Regions from separate parts of the Mus musculus genome. Here region 2 is linked to region 1. Evidence: chromatin loops called from intact Hi-C (ENCODE). Cell type or tissue: left cerebral cortex. All regions are shown on one strand. Each heading gives the region's core, and the rest is flanking DNA. Links, peaks and the distances in the headings are about the cores only.

Evidence for each region. A loop is a pair of places that touch in the nucleus more often than their neighbours do. Peaks named below come from ENCODE experiments on the same cell type or tissue, not always from the same donor. Only the 100,000 strongest peaks of a DNase experiment are listed, where the experiment ranks them.
Region 2: a loop joins it to region 1, with 2.6 times the contacts of the local background. A loop is called at or near these places in 3 of 42 quality-filtered maps.

Annotation. Positions count from the first base shown.
Region 1 is chr11:79,219,904-79,227,922 of GRCm38, reverse strand. It overlaps Gm30470 (a long non-coding RNA gene), which reads right to left and starts at 3,238. Exons shown (of 3, transcript XR_880030.1): 1 at 2,969-3,238. In left cerebral cortex, for the core only: a CTCF peak has its summit at 3,300 (motif pointing left); DNase peaks (open chromatin) are centred at 2,840, 3,204 and 4,284; H3K27ac peaks cover 483 bases.
Region 2 is chr11:79,423,476-79,431,494 of GRCm38, reverse strand. Nf1 (neurofibromin 1) reads right to left here. Exons shown (of 58, transcript NM_010897.2): 13 at 5,848-5,982; 14 at 2,804-2,917. Among named protein-coding and RNA genes, the nearest start is that of AU040972, 57 kb to the left of the region's middle. In left cerebral cortex, for the core only: a CTCF peak has its summit at 3,600 (motif pointing right); a DNase peak (open chromatin) is centred at 3,619.

The DNA of each region.
Region 1 (8,019 bases), core at 1,308-6,307:
GCTACAGAAGACGCGGTCTTCAAAACAAAACCAACAAAACCAGTCATTGCATCTTACATGCAATTTAAAAGTCAGTAGAATGTTATATGTACTGCCAAGAATAAAAGATGGCAGAAACAGGCTGTCAAGGGGAAGGGAGGATGAGGAAAGTTGGGAGCCAGAGCATCTGTGAGACCTTTCTGAGCATCTGTGAGACCTTTCTGAGCATCTGTGAGACCTTCCTGGGCATCTGTGAGACCTTCCTGGAAATTACAATGAGGACCAACCAAAATGTGTGAAAGCAAGTTCAGGGCCGAAACTGGAGCTCAATAGAATGCATGAAGCTCTAGTATCCTCAGCATCCCATAAACTGGGCTTGGCGGTGCGCACTTGTAGTACCAGCACTCAGAAGGCAGAGGCAGGTGGATCTCTGTGAGTCAGTCTGGTCTATACAGTAAGCAAGTGGCTGTGAGCTGAGGTACTTCACAGGTGCCAGGCCCTGACCACAACTAGGAGGGGCTAGCCTCAGACTTGAGCAGGTGGGTCAGATGAGGGAACAGCTAGATGGGAGTGCTGGCTGGGGCAGAACAGGACAAGAGTGGGGCTAAGGAGGTCTGTCACTGTGAGAATAGTAGTAGTAGTAGTAGTAGTAGTAGTAGTAGTAGTAGTAGCAGTAGTAGTAGTAGTAATAGCAGCAGCAGCGGTAGTAGTCCAGATGATTGGCAGATATGACTCAAATTGTGAGGATTGTCTGAAAAAGCCAAGTCAGGAAAGAAGTGGCCAGAGGGGAAGGGAAAGTCCTAAGGGGTCAGAAAGAGGCACAGCCAGTTGTTTGGCCAGTCTGGTTTTGTTTGTTTGTTTGTTTTTTGCCCCGCTTGCTCTGGTTGCTATATCTAAGTACACAGTAGATGTCTCCAGAAGAGGGTGTCAGATCTTATTACGGATGGTTGTGAGCCACCATGTGGTTGCTGAATTGAACTCAAGACCTCTGGAAGAGTAACCAGTGTTCTTAACCACTGAGCCATCTCTCCAGCCCCCAAAAAACTATCTTAAGGTGGCAAAATCATGCCCCTGCCAGAGCACGAGACAAATCATGGTTAGCTGCTGCGGACAGTCTGAAGCAGCCCCATATCCCACACCTGGGATTAACAAAAACATATTCACCTACCATTTCTGTGTTTTAAAGAAATCAAAGTTCTCACTACATGTGGTGAGGTGGGAGGCAGAGACAGGAGAGTCTTGTAGAAGCTTGAGGGCCAGCCAGCTTGGGAACAGACACCCTGCCTCAAACCAAGGAGGAAAGAGAGGACCAATGCCCAAGGCTGTCCTCTGATCCTCAGAGTGTTCTGTGGCAGTCACAAACCTGTCCTCACATACACGTGAATATATACACACTCATCATACACACACATGCACAAAAATAAGTGCATGAGTCAATACAAATATAAAAAAAGAAAGAGAGGGGCTGGTGAGATGGCTCAGTGGGTAAGAGCACCCGACTGCTCTTCCAAAGGTCCAGAGTTCAAATCCCAGCAACCACATGGTGGCTCACAACCATCTGTAATGAGATCTGACTCCCTCTTCTGGAGTGTCTGAAGACAGCTACTGTGCACTTACATATAATAAATAAATAAATCTTAAAAAAAAAAAAAGAAAGAGAGAACTCATGGAACGGAGCTGTGGATGGTACCAGGCAGTAGTGACCGCATCATGCACGTCCCACCCCAGCAGCCTAGTCCAGCTCGTCTAAAAGAAAACAAAAACCCATGAAACTGATTACAATGTGCCATGACCTCACCCCAGCTTCCTATGCAGCAGAAGCAAGTCGCACAGTATCTGAGAGAGGCTTCTAGAACCGCAGCCTCTGCTGACCAGCTGGAGAGGCTGTCCTGTGCTGTCTTGTGGTACTGCGGCATAAGGCCCAGCAAAGGTTTCTCCCAAAGGTCTTCTCTTGCCTCCCTGTGATGTTCTTCACAGAGACAGCAAGGGCTGTGGGGAGACAGTGACTGTGACTGCAGAGGAACCGAGTGGAGAGGAGGTAGCAGCAGGCTCGGGTCACAGAGCTTTCAGGGAGAGGCCAGTGCCCAGGAGCAGAACACGTGGATGTTAGACCACCCAGAGTGACAACAGCTATTTGGGCCACATCTTCTGGGATGAAGAAGAAGGAAACTTGCTGTGGGGCTGCTTGTCCTCACTTTCTTTGACAAGCTCATCTAGCCTGCAGCTGAGGAAGCCCCTGGTATTAGAACTTACTCCTTTGGGATTCCAGTGGAAGACCAGCATCTCTTTAGGAATCCCGTAGTTATATATGATTTATTAGAGTGGCTCACAGGCTGTGCTCTGGAGAGTTCAACAATGGCAGTCTCACAGTGGAAAGGCTAAGAATCCTATAGTTGTCTGCCAGGCTGCAGTTCCAATCCGGTGCTGGTCCAAATTTAGGGTGTGTTTCCCTATCTTAAGTGATTGATCAAGAAAACCCCCCATACAGGCATGCCTAGTTGCTTGAGGTTTAGTTGATTTTAGATATAGTTAAGTTCACAGCTAAGGTTAGCCATCACATTCAGTAAATTCTTTTTTTCTATAATTTCTTTGTCTGGAAAAGTCTCAAGTGTCTTTTCTTATAAACACACCTGACCCTCCCTAGCCTAAGAAAGCAGGAGATGTCTGTCTGTCTGTCTGTCTGTCTGTCTGTCTGACTGACTTGGAAGTTCTTGCCTTTTCTGGTCTGCTCAAACAACCTTCTGTTGGGAAAGCTCTGCCCCAGAGTGTCAAAGAGGTAGGATTCAGCTGGACAAGAAACAGGAAGCTGCGTCAGGACCCGCCTTCCACACTGGGCAGTCAAACTGCGGATCTGAACGGAAGACTGTTGACTTGGTGACCTGCCCAGGCAGCCCAGCCGGGGGATCCTGAGATGACACCGAGCGAACTCTTGTGACCTGGGCTTTAAAAGTGCATTCGCAATTGGTTGTCTGTATGTCCCCTTACTCACCTAGGCCTGGCACTTAGTAGGGACTCCTCAGACATCTGTCACTTGATTGAGCCAGGGAGTAAAGTGAGACGCCCTTCACACTCCCAGGTTCATCCCTGGCCTGTGCTGCGAACCAGCAAACTAGGCCACATGCCTGACCCAGTTTTTCCAGTGCAACCTGCCAAGCCCCGGGGGCAGCAGTGGGTCCAGAGCCAGCATCCGTGGTGAGTCAGGAGCTTCTCTGCTGCCGCCTGGGACAGAGGCCTTCCAGACTCGCCCAGCTACATTCAGCTGGAGGGGAAAGGGGCCTTTTTAGGGTAGCTGGAAGCGGGACTCCGTGCAGCACTGCCCCCTAGTGGCCATGGGGAAGCTTACAGGGCTTAGGAAGCGGGTCCCAAGATGATCCCCAACGTTGAGTGTGCCACTAGCTGGTGTGAGTGTGCTACTTTAAAAACTTGGATGGATGGACACACTTTTATGTTTTTTCAGCTTGTCAGAATTTGAATTACAAAAAAACAAAACACAAAACAAACCCCCACAAGCTATGATGATCTCGTTGGCAGTCATTTCCCAAGTCCCTCCATTGCCCTTGATAGCTGGCAAAGGCAAGCACGGGTTTGCTCCTCACCCCACCAGTATAATATTTTTATTGATTATCTGGGAATTTCACATAACGCACTCCAAGCACATGCTTCCCAGTCCTCTCAGGCCCATTGCTCCCACCCTGGTATCTTACCGGAAGGAGGAGGAGGAGAAAAAGAAAGAAAAAAAAGAGAAAAAAAATACTAAGTCCATTGTGTTGTCCATATCCTCACTGGAGCATGGTCTAACTTCCAGTGGATAGCCCCTTAAAGAAAATGGAGTCCTTCCCCACACCGCCAGAAGCCATCAGCTGTGGAGAGCGCCACTTCAGCCCCCTTACGACAATTTTTGAGAGTTCTCTTCCCTGGTTTCCTGTCGAGACTGTTTCTTTTGGGGGGGGAAGGGAGAGGTTGTCACAGAAGCCTTCTATGTCTTTCTCAACTGAAGCACAAATTCTTTTATTCCAATTTTAATTACTTTAAACTCTTTATTATTTGTGAATGTAAAGTTGTGGGGGGAGGTATAGACTGTGTAGGAAGTTATGTGGTGTGTGTGTTGGGGCCATTATCACCATTTTTGAGCCAAGTGTGAAGCAAGCTTCATTACATGCTGGCCTGGATGATGGACATTAGCCAGGTCCGTATCCGGGATTCCCATTTGGTCACTGGTTGTGTTCGTCAAAGGCCTTACTAAAGCAAAAGCTACAAGGCCACATACTTCCTGCCGTCACCCAATCAGGGACAAGCACACATCCTGGCATACTTCCTGTCTATGTCCCGCCCACCTACATGTGATCAAGCACATCTTGTGTGGTTGATGCAACCAAGCTTGTTTATAGAAGTAAAAACATGTGACTTGTTATTTCGCATGTACAGCAGTTCCCAGCATTCCAGGAAGTATATCTTGGGCAAGTGGGGCTTACAGGTTAAAGGCATTTTTGTTTTATAGATCTCTTATTACAGTAATCTAAACTTAAAACTTCCCTTCAGCCATCATAGTAGGCATGTGCTATGGTGCCTATGTAAAGGTCAGAGGACAACTCTGTAGAGTTGACTCTTTCTGACTTTATGTCGTCACCAGGTTTGCATGTCAGGGGCCTCTACACCTTGAGCCATCTCGCTAGCCATTCCAATCAATTAGTAATATTAACGCTCAGATCATACAGTACACAGTGGTTAGAAAATGAACACCTGCTGGGCAGTGGTGGTGCACGCCTTTAATCCCAGCACTTGGGAGGCAGAGGCAGGTGGATTTCTGAGTTCAAGGCCAGCCTGGTCTACAGAGTAAGTTCCAGGACAGCCAGGGCTATACAGAGAAACCCTGTCTTGAAAAACAAAAAACAAAAAACAAAACACACAAAAAAAAAAAAAAGAAAAGAAAAAAAGAAAACGAACACCTCTGGAAGTGCTGGGCGAAGACTGCAGGGTCAGGGTGGAGCTGAGCCTCCAGGCCCAGTCAAGGTGTCCAAGCGCGATGAATGGAGACCATAGATGTGAAAGACAGACAAGGGTCAGACTTAGTCAGCCGGTCTGGGAGGAATGAAGTTATCCCAGGGGACACCTGCCCCTCACTGTGGCTATCTGGACTGTTAAATGGCATCCAGGGGACAGGCATACCCCCTAGGAACTGTATGTTAGGAGAAGGAAATGGTGGGATCCTGGAATCGGATGGCTTTGCCAGATCTGAACCAGAGACTGCTTAGTCATCATAGTTGTTGCCTTCTATTTAAACAGCATCCTCTTGCAAGGACCCTGAAGGTAGATTTGGGAGGCCATTGGATCTCTTGGTCTCTTTTCCCAATGTGACCACATTGATTACTGTAGTGCCAGGGAAATGTTACTGACCCCCCCCCCCCAAAAAAAAAAATAAAACAGACAGGAGCCAATCTGATGCAACTCACAGCAGGGTCTTTATTCTATTCGTGCTAGCTTGAGCCCCTCCAATGTACCACTGTCACGCAGGACGGTTTTGGTGGTGGGAGAGCCCCGAATGTCTATTAGGACAGGGCTTTATAGTAAGCAACCAGCAGGGAGTACGTGTGCAAGCATCTAATTGGAAAGCTCCTGTGGCCTTTAACGTAATTGGCTGGTGCTGGGAGTCAGAACATAAACTTAATTTCTGCTCCCCTCTGCATTGGTAGTCACTAGGTAGAAGGTGGGCTTGTAACCTGGGGTGCAGGTTTGTTGGGGGAATAACCTGGAGACCCTGGTCTTGTTGGGGGTGTAACCTGGAGATGCTGGTCTTGTTGGGGATTAGTGTAGAGACCAGAGCTAGGCTCAGGTTTTGTTGGGGGATAACTTGGAAACTAACGCTAAGAATTGGCCTGTTAGTTTACCTGAGTTCAAACTTCGGTCAGGTTCTCTAAATGGAGTTTGAACTTAAAAGCTTTGGCCTCTCACTTACACCTCCTTTTTCTGTTTTCCCTATTAATTTGGCTTTTAATTGGTTCGTGGAGAACATGAGACTGCACCTGGCTTCCCATCACCCAACAGGGTAGCCAGGGCACAAGCTTTGAACCTAATTCCTGCACTAAGATGATAGGTCGGAGGAGGCTGTTGCCATGGGAGCGTGGAGTGTCTTCCTCTTTATGGGGGCCAACGGGTGCTGCTTGTGCATTTTGTTAAGTTCTCACAGCTGGTTTCCTGATGTGATTTGAACATGCTCATGAGTTATTTTGATAAGTTTAAAGTTGGCACTTTTAAATTTGTCTTTTCTTGTCTGTCTTTTAATTTTTTGTTCGTTTTTTCAAGACAGGGTTTCTCTGTGTAGCCCTGGCTGTCCTGAAACTCACTTTGTAGACCAGGCTGGCCTCAAATTCAGAAATCTGCCTCCCTCTGCCTCCCGAGTGCTGGGATTAAAGGCATGTGCCACCACTGTGCAGCTTAAAATGTTTCTTTTTGAGATTTATTTATTTTATATTTATGAGTGTTTTGCCTGCATGTATGTCTACGAGCCAGGTATGTGCCTGGTGCCCAAGGAGGTCAGAAGAGGATGTTGATCCCCTGGCACTGGAGTTACAGATGGTTGTGAGTCACCATGTGGGTGCTGGGATCTGACCCAGGTCCTCTGGAAGAGCAGCCATTGCTGAGCTGTCTCTCCAGCAGGAATAACTTATTATCTATCACCTGTGCTCTGAGGGCAGCTGTCTACATGCCCAACAAGGTATAGACCATCTTGCCTCTGTGTTTGCATTCAAAATGGAGTCAGATGCTGCTTGTAAAATGGGTTATCTCAGAGCAAGGCACAGCCTGTAAAATAAACACCATTTTAGGGGCTGGAGAGGTGGTTCAGCAGTTAAGGGCACTGGGGTTTGTAGGGTATAGAGTTTGTGGGGTGTGTGTGGGTATGTGTGTGAGGTATGCGTGTGGGAGATGAGATATGTGTGGAGGGTGTGTGTGGGTTTGTGGGTGTTTGTGGGATGTGTGTGTGTGCGTGTGCGTGTGCGTGTATGCATGCCTGCCTGATGCACGTGTGGAGGGCAGAGGACAACTCTATGGAGTTGGTTCTCTCTGTCACCTTTACATGTGTTTCCAGGATCCGACTCAGGCCCTTGGGCCTACATGATGAATGTGTTTACTTCCTGGGCACCTTCACTAGATGGGCCGTCTCACAGGTTCTCTTTTAGGTTTTGTCTCTTTGGTTTTGTGTAATACACACAAGGTCTACCCATGTTGTAGTATGTGTGGGTAACCCATCCCTTTTGGGAGCGAGGGAAAATGCCAGGGACTGAGTCTACTGCCACATAGATATTATAGGCAGGTGCTCTACCATTGAGCTATATTGTCAGCCTTGGCTTATTCTTTTTTATGGCTGAGTAATATTTCATTATGTAGATTCATCACAATTTGTTTCTTCCCTTTATTGTAGCTTGACTACAAAATGTCTTGGTAGTGAAGGTTTCATTCATAGATGGTGGGACTATTTTGGGAAGTGGTAGAAACTTTAGGAGGTTGGGTTTAGAAAGCAGGCCACTCATGGAATGCCCAGAAAGATATGCTCTGGTACTATGTGCCAAAGAAAATCCTCCCTGCTTTTGAAAGTTGTTTTTCTCAAGTAGTAATTGCATCACTTATCCATTGACAAGATGTTTGAATTACTATTCTCCATCATTGGAGTGCTGTGAGCAGTGCTGTTGCAAACATCTGTAGAGTCATTTTAGTTTTTTTTTTTTTTTTTTTTTTTTTGGAGGCAGGGTCTCTCGATGCAGCCCTGACTGTCCTGAAGCTCTCTATGTAAACCAGAGTGCCCTCGAATTCACATAGATCCACCTATCTCTGCCTTCTGCGTGCTGGGATTAAATGGGTGTGCCACTAAATCCTCTCTGGAAGCTTTGGAACTGGCCTTGAGGTGTTGCCTGGACATGGGACCCAGTTATCCTAAGGGAGGAACCAAGCTGGACATTTTGATTGCATGAACCAAGAAGCCTATATCTTCCAGAGAAACCCACACTCTGAGGAGCTAAAGCTGTGTGCCTCTAGTACTGGTCTGGT
Region 2 (8,019 bases), core at 1,615-6,614, 200 kb before region 1:
TCAACAGCTAAGAGCATTTGCTGCTGCTCTTCCAGAAAACTTGCCTTTGGTTCCTAGCATCCATCTCAGTAGGTGAACAACCACCTGCATGTAACCTCAACTACAGGGAGCCAATATCCTCTTCTGGCCTCCCTGGGTACCCACACACACGTGCACATACATTCACAGATACACATCCTTACACATAAATAAGACACCTTTACTTTCTATGTACTACACTACACTTTTCTATGCTTGTACTATCTTTCTTCCAGTGTTCTTATAGCTATGCTATATCTCTTCTGAGACCACACAGTAAGATTTTTGCCTCAGTTAGAATTTACTCAAGAAAAATAAAAAAATCTGTTCACATTGTGTGTGTGTGTACCTACAGGCTATCAATTTTTTTCCTTCTTCATCATCATCATCATTTTTGATGACAGAGCCTTACTTTGTAGCAGGCTGGCCTGGAACTCGACATGTAGACCAGGCTAGCCTCAAATTTACAATTGCCTCTGCTTCCTGAATGCTGGGAATGAAGGTATACACCACCATACCCAGCAAAAGCTGTACTTCTAAATAGCCAAAAGCAAAACACAAATGATCATCAACAGATAAATGAGCAAACAAGTTGTGCTATATTCATACAATGGGACACTAAACAGAATAAAACAGGAGGAACCTTGAGATAAACCAACCACTAACACAATACAATTACAGCAATTATGCTGAACTAAAAATAAAAACCTTTATTTCATTTATTTAAAATGCAAACTAATTACATTAACAAAGCAAATCAATTATTACAAAGGAGCCAAGGGAAAGACACGGGGTAAGAAGGGATGGGGACGGCAAAGGAATACAAGGCTGACATTCAATAGAAGTGCATGTTGTCTACCAATTGAGCCCATTAGTGAACAAGCCAGTGCAATATTCATCAACAACCAGGAAAAGGGAACTAACATGTGTGACAATACAAGAGTGTCAAAATTCTTTTCCTAACTTAAGGGAGGTAACAAAATAAGGGTAGTATTAACTGCAGAAAGGAAACTTTCTGGGCTGAATATATTCTTAAGTCTTAAACTAGTCGTATATGTTAATTATAAAAAAATAAATTTCATTTAGATTAAAGGTGTATGTTTAGGTTGTCAGTACAAAAATAACACTTCAAAGTAAACTCTGAGGAGGTCCAGTGACCAGCCCAAATCGGGATCCATCTCAAAGGCAGGCTCAAAGGCCTGACACTATTACTGATGCTATGATGTACAGACAGAAGCCTAGCATGGCTGCCTTCCGAGAGGCCCAAAAAGCAGCAAGACACAGATATTTATACCCAATCAGTGGACTGAAGTTGGGGACCCCTGGGGTTGAATTAGGGAAAAGCTAGAAGAAGCTGAGGAGGAGGGTGACCCCATAGGAAGACCAGCAGTTTCATCTAATCCAGACCCTGAGATCTCTTAGACACTGAGCCGCCAACCAGGCAGCATACACTAGCTGATATGAGGCCCTGGACACATATACAGCAGAGGACTGCCTGGTCTTGCCTCAGTGAGAGAAGACACACTAACCCTCTAGAGACTTGGGGTGGGTTGGAGGTGGAGACATCCTTTTGAAAACTGGGGGAGGGGCGTATGGGAGGAGGAACTGTTGGTGGGCGGACCAGGAGGGGGATAACAACTGGACTAAAAAAAAGAAAAAGATTAAAGATAATTTTAAAAACAAGTAAACTCTAAGCTGATGAGCTGGCTCAGTAAGTAAAGGCACTGCTGTCAGTAGAAGCCTGACAACGGGAGGTCAATCCCTAGGACCCAGTGGTGGGAAGAAAGAACCAACTCCTACAAGTTACCCTCTGACCTCTTCCTATATGCTGTGCTATGCACACATCCTCCCATACAATAAATACGTCAATGTAATTTTTCTGTTGTTTTGAGATAGGGTCTTTCTATGTAGGCTTGGTTGAGATTAGCCTGCCTCTGAGATCCACCTGCCTCTGTATCCTGAGTACTAGGATTAAAGGCATGCACCACAACCATCCAGCTACAAATATAATTTTTTAAAAAGTCACCTTTGTTAACACAGTAGGTTTACTATAATTTAAAAACAAACAATAATGAGTGTCATCAACAATGGAGAAATACCAAAACACCAATACACTGCTAATGGAAATATTAAATGATACAGTAACTTTAATAGTATTATTTGTAGAAATCCTCAAACAGAAACCACACTGAACGTCTACCATCCACTACCTGGCTCAGCAGTAAGGAACAGTTACAGAAGCCTGAGCACCTGAGTTCAATCCTCGGAACCCATATAAAGGTGGACGGAGAAGAGAAACGCCACAGGCTCTCCCCTCATCTCCAGACGTGCCACTGCGAGTGCAGGCACACCCTACCCCCATTATGCAGACATAAAAAGAAAGTAAGGAATAAAGAAACTACAAACTTCCAAAAATTTTTTACACAATGTAATTCAAATACAACATGACTTGTGACATACAACTAAAATTCTAGCTAGTATTACAGTTGAAGGAGGAGGATTGTTTTAGGATTTAGAGACCAGGCAGGACAATAGCGTAAAAATCTTGTCTCAAAAAACAAATGAATAACCTACAGCTGGTTAGGTATTTGCTATCCAAGACCAGAAACCTGAGTTTCCTCTGATTTTCATATGCACACACAAACAATTTAAAATTTTTAAAATATATTTTTAAGAGAAAGCACATAGAAAGAGTCAAATAATTGCTTAAAAAATTAAGTTCTCAGAAAAAGATCAGAGACAGTTACAGTCTTTCTTTCAAAAGCCCAGAATTCACTTCCTTTACCTCCATAGCCTCCTGAGCGACCTCTGGCATGTGTGACTGAGGAACCAGTTGTACGAGCCCTGTAATTAGTTCTGCTGTACTGCTCTGAGTTTCAGGGCCCTGTTTTCTTGGATTCTGTAGGAGAAAAACAAACTTCAGTTTTGCTTTTAATAACTGTATTTATTATTTATATATTATTTATTATTTATATGCATGTGTGTAGACAGGACATGGGTGCAGGTGGCCATGGAGGCAGAAGAGTGTTGGCTTCCTTGGAGCTGGAGCTACAGTCAGTAGTGATCTGCCTGCCTGTGTCTGGGAACCAAAGGCAGGCACTTTGGAAAAAGCAGAAAGTACTTAAGCACTGAGCCATCTCTCCGGCCCCGTCAATCTTCACATTCTGGGTTGGGGGGGTGGGGGTGGTTTTGTTTTTTAAGACAGAGTTTCTCTACATAGCCCTCACTGTCCCAGATCTCACTCTAGACCAGGCTGGTCATGAACTCAAAGATCCACTTACCTGTTATCCAAGAGCAACGTTAGCTAAAAGATATTTAAGTTGGACCAGGCATGACAAAAGTCTTTAAAGAGACCATTCTAACACAGTGCAGAGAAATGATTGGGGAATGTAAGAAATGGTAGTAGCTGGGAACACATAGAGTGACAGGAACCAGGACAAAGATGGTACAAACACAAGACACAATCAAATTACTTCAACAAGATCCCATGATGGAGACCATCTTTACATTTCTCCTAGTAACTAAGGTTTAGAATTTATGTGTACAATATTGTTTTACTTTCCTGGGTTACTGAGGAAAGTCACTTAACCACTAGATGGCAGCAAAGAAAGCACTGTCCATGAAGCTAGGCAGCTGTCCTGGGTAGTGACAATTAGCCTATCAAAGGAAACCCCACCCACCCTCTCAACTCCCCCAAACACAAAACAAAGCCCACAAAACGCAGGAGTAGGCCGGGGGTGGAGCTTTTGCCTGCTTTACAAAACTACCTGATTCTGGTTCAATCATCCTCATCAAGGGAAGTAAAAAGGATTCCATAACTCTTGGAAGACAGCAAATTTTACTTAAAAACTATTTTCCCTCAAACAATTCAACCCTTGTTCTTCAAACAATAACCTATTTAACATGAAAATCACTGGTGACCCTGGTTCACTGGTGAACATAAAACTGCAGCCAAGTAAACAGAGTAACCCTAGCATCCTGTAGCAAGCACAGTGAGATGTCACCACAGTTCATGCCACACACCCGAGAAACCAAAAGAACAAAGTTAATTTTCAGAGTCCACTAACAAAATTTTTAAAACTTTTCCAAACTAAAGATTTAACTGTTTATTCTATTAAACTCTCAAATTTGGGTGGACTTTTCAAAAAACACAAAAAGATAATAGGTCTTCTTTTGGGGTAACCCATACTTTAGGAACTTCATCCACTCTGGCTCTATTATCTCTCATTATCAGAAAAACTATTCATATGTAAATATTTTTTAAAATTCTAGAGTGGAGGCATGACAGTACATTTCTGTAATTCCAGCACTCAGCAACATCTAGTTCAAGGCCAGCCTGGGATACCCAACAAATCTGAGGTCAGTATGTCATACATAATAAATTCAATGCCAACCTAGTATACACAGCAAGATTTTGTCTCAAAAATCAAACAAAAACACGTGTGTGCACACACACTCAAAACGTGGGGTTCATAGAATTCTTGAAACCACAGCCACTTAGTCATGAATGCCTTCATTTTAGTAATTTGAAGAGCATAGCTGCAAAACCATAAAGCACCAAAGGATGAGCCTGACACTGAGTAAAGCAGAAGGCTTTACCTGATGGTCTAGAGACTTGATAGGCCTAGTGTAGCCTCCCCCAAGCCTGAAGCAAGCTGAGCCAGACCTTGACTTTGCTATGCCACTAAGGAGATCACCTAGGGTGGAGCCTGCCTCCCTGGATCACTCTGCTGTTCAGCCACTGCCTCTGCTGCTACCTGCTGGGAGTCCGCCTACACGTGGTCACCTGCAGCTCGGCTCCAAGGATGATTTGGCAGGAATGGGCTTCCCCCCTCCTTTATAAAGCGTGTCTGCCATTAAAAATTTGAGCCTTGATCAGAATACTGTCTTGGTTCCATATCTCTCTCTTGTCCACCTAGTTTCCCTCTTCTTTTTCAGTTCCAGGCTGCCTCCCAGGCTCGAACCCAGACATGAGAGCAGCAGGCCGACCCCAACAGTCTAGGACTATAGAGACTTGATAAAAGTTAAACAGACCATCCTGTGAACAATTCAAACTGTTTTACTTGGACAGTAAGAATGCTAACGCTAACTGTATCTTACTAAAAATAGCAGTAACTAATTTTATTGCTTACTATACACTACGAATTGTTCCTAAAAGCCTTACACAATCTATTTCACTCTTAATGGTCTCTCTGAGGTAGGAACTATATTACTGCCTACCTTTTCAGATGAGAAGCCTAAGGTGCCGAGACTAAGTAAAGCAGTCCTTCCCCAGAGCCTGTGCTTTTAATCCTTTACTCTCACCTGGTTACACTATTTACATCAGTTCTTTATTACTCTGTGCACCAAAGTGAAGCTCTCAGGAATATAATACCATTTGCGGGAATAAAAAGCAGAGCTATGGCAATAACTGGATACTAACCACTCTCATTTTAACTTTCTCTTCTAATATGGTTACAGGCAGAGCCAATGATAATAGAAGGCTGATCAAAGGAACACACAGGGAGCTAGCTATAGAAGTTAACTCGCTTAGCAATAGCAAAAAGAGTGAGCAGTTCAGATGCTGAGCACACCGATTTTACAGTCATTTGTCCCACCTGACCCCAGAAATAGGTCTGATTATAATGCAGAACAAGGGCAAATGATGCTACTATGGACAGTTCAATGCGGAGGGAACGGTTAGAAAATGTGATCTAAGTATATTAGAATTCCTGGAATTGGCTTTCTTAGCAATGTTTTAGAGGTTACTCATAATTTAAATGTATTTTGGCCTTTCAGTTCAAATAGATTAGTGGAATAATTTCAAAGCATTTCATTAAAAATACTTACACAAAGCAAAAGCTTTGGGTCTGCATGAATCAGTTTCACCATGGACAAAAGAAGACATTTGTAGCTCCTTGTCTCTAGGTCTGTAGGCTTTTCTTTAAATTTAAGGCTTGTTACCTTTTCTTTAAAGGTGAGACTCTAATAACAAATCAAAAACATGGCATCACCTTAGAAACAATCAGACATCAGATTCAGAATAATAGCTATACTTTATAAAAGAAATTATTTAAAATGCTTTGAAAAAAAACATTTCATACCACCAAATGTATGATACTGGTAGAAACATAAGCTAACAAGCATACATTTAATATTGCATTTTTTAAAAATGTTTTATAGCATTTATATCATTCTTATATAACAATCTAGTAATATATAATAATAATAATAATAATCTAAAACACTAGAGGCATAATATCAAGTTGACTCTTGGGTTCAAAAACTGGTTCTCAAATATGAAAATAGTAAGAGGAAAAATAATGTATCTATATCACACATGAATATACATACTAGAGAATTCAAATTAGCAAATACTTATATCACATGCACATACACAAATACACTATACACTGTAAGATGCATCACTTGGCTGGACTAAAAGAAATGAAAAACTATTGTGAATCCTCGATATCACACAAAGGAAAATAAACATCCACTTTCAGATAGAAGTAAAGGTATGTTCTTTTTTTTTTAAATATTTATTATTATTACGTATTTTCCTCAGTTACATTTAGAATGCTATCCCAAAAGTCTCCCATACCCTCCCCCCCACTTCCCTACCCACCCATTCCCATTTTTTGGCCCTGGCATTCCCCTGTACTGGAGCATATAAAGTTTGCGTGTCCAATGGGCCTCTCTTTCCAGTGATGGCCGACTAGGCCATCTTTTGATGCATATGCAGCTAGAGACAAGAGCTCTGGGGTACTGGTTAGTTCATAGTGTTGTTGCACCTACAGGGTTGCAGATCTCTTTAGCTCCTTGGATACTTTCTCTAGCTCCTCCATTGGGGGCCCTGTGCTCCATCCAATAGCTGACTGTGAGCATCTACTTATGTGTTTGCTAGGCCCCGGCCTAGTCTCACAAGAGACAGCTATATCAGGGTCCTTTCAGCAAAATCTTGCTAGTGTATGCAATGGTGTCATCGTTTGGAGGCTAATTATGGGATGGATCTCTGGATATATCACATGCACATACACAAATACACTATACACTGTAAGATGCATCACTTGGCTGGACTAAAAGAAATGAAAAACTATTGTGAATCCTCGATATCACACAAAGAAATGAAAAACTATTGTGAATCCTCGATATCACACAAAGGAAAATAAACATCCACTTTCAGATAGAAGTAAAGGTATGTTCTTTAGAGCTGCTGAAACAGTCTCTGTAGGCAACTCTGCAGTCATGGCTTTAGTTAGGAACTTGCTCTTTTATTTTGACGGCATTTCCTCTTTAAGTTAATAGAATGCATGCATTTGTCTTTTTGCCTAAGAATATTCATAAAACAGAACTCTGGTGAAAATGTAGTTCAATTACAGAGATAGTATAGATCAACATAATTCCGAATGTTAGTCGATTTAAAAAAAAATCTAACAATTGCATTCTTGATTCACTGTCGCTCTATCCCTCTCCAGTCTATTTCCTTTAACTAACACACACAGACACACACAGACACACACACACACACACACACAATCTACTTTTGACCTGGATGCCTACAGTGAGTACATAGAAAGATACAGGGATGGCAGACTATGAAGCCTTTATTCAACCATAGCAAATGTCTCTGTAGACAGGCTATTTTCTTTTAACAACTGAAGATGACTATATCTATATCACCCAACACACACAGTGCTCAAGTTTTAAGCATTTAAGAAATGAAATATCCAAACTCTCCAACACTAAAGGAAATGTTTGTCAGATGTATTTAATAAGTTCTGTGGAATGTTTGCTCTATAGATATGTGTGTGTGCTTGCATGTGCATGCATGTGTATGTTTCAAGGTCTAATAGGAAATCAAGGTGAAGCCTTTTACTGAACAAACTCACTATGATGTGACGGAGAGTGACATGGCACTGCACAGGAAGTACACAGTCAGAGGACAACCAGCAATACATAATACATCTGATTCAGTAATTGTTTTTTAAGTAATTTTTGGTTTAATGTCAGGTACTAACA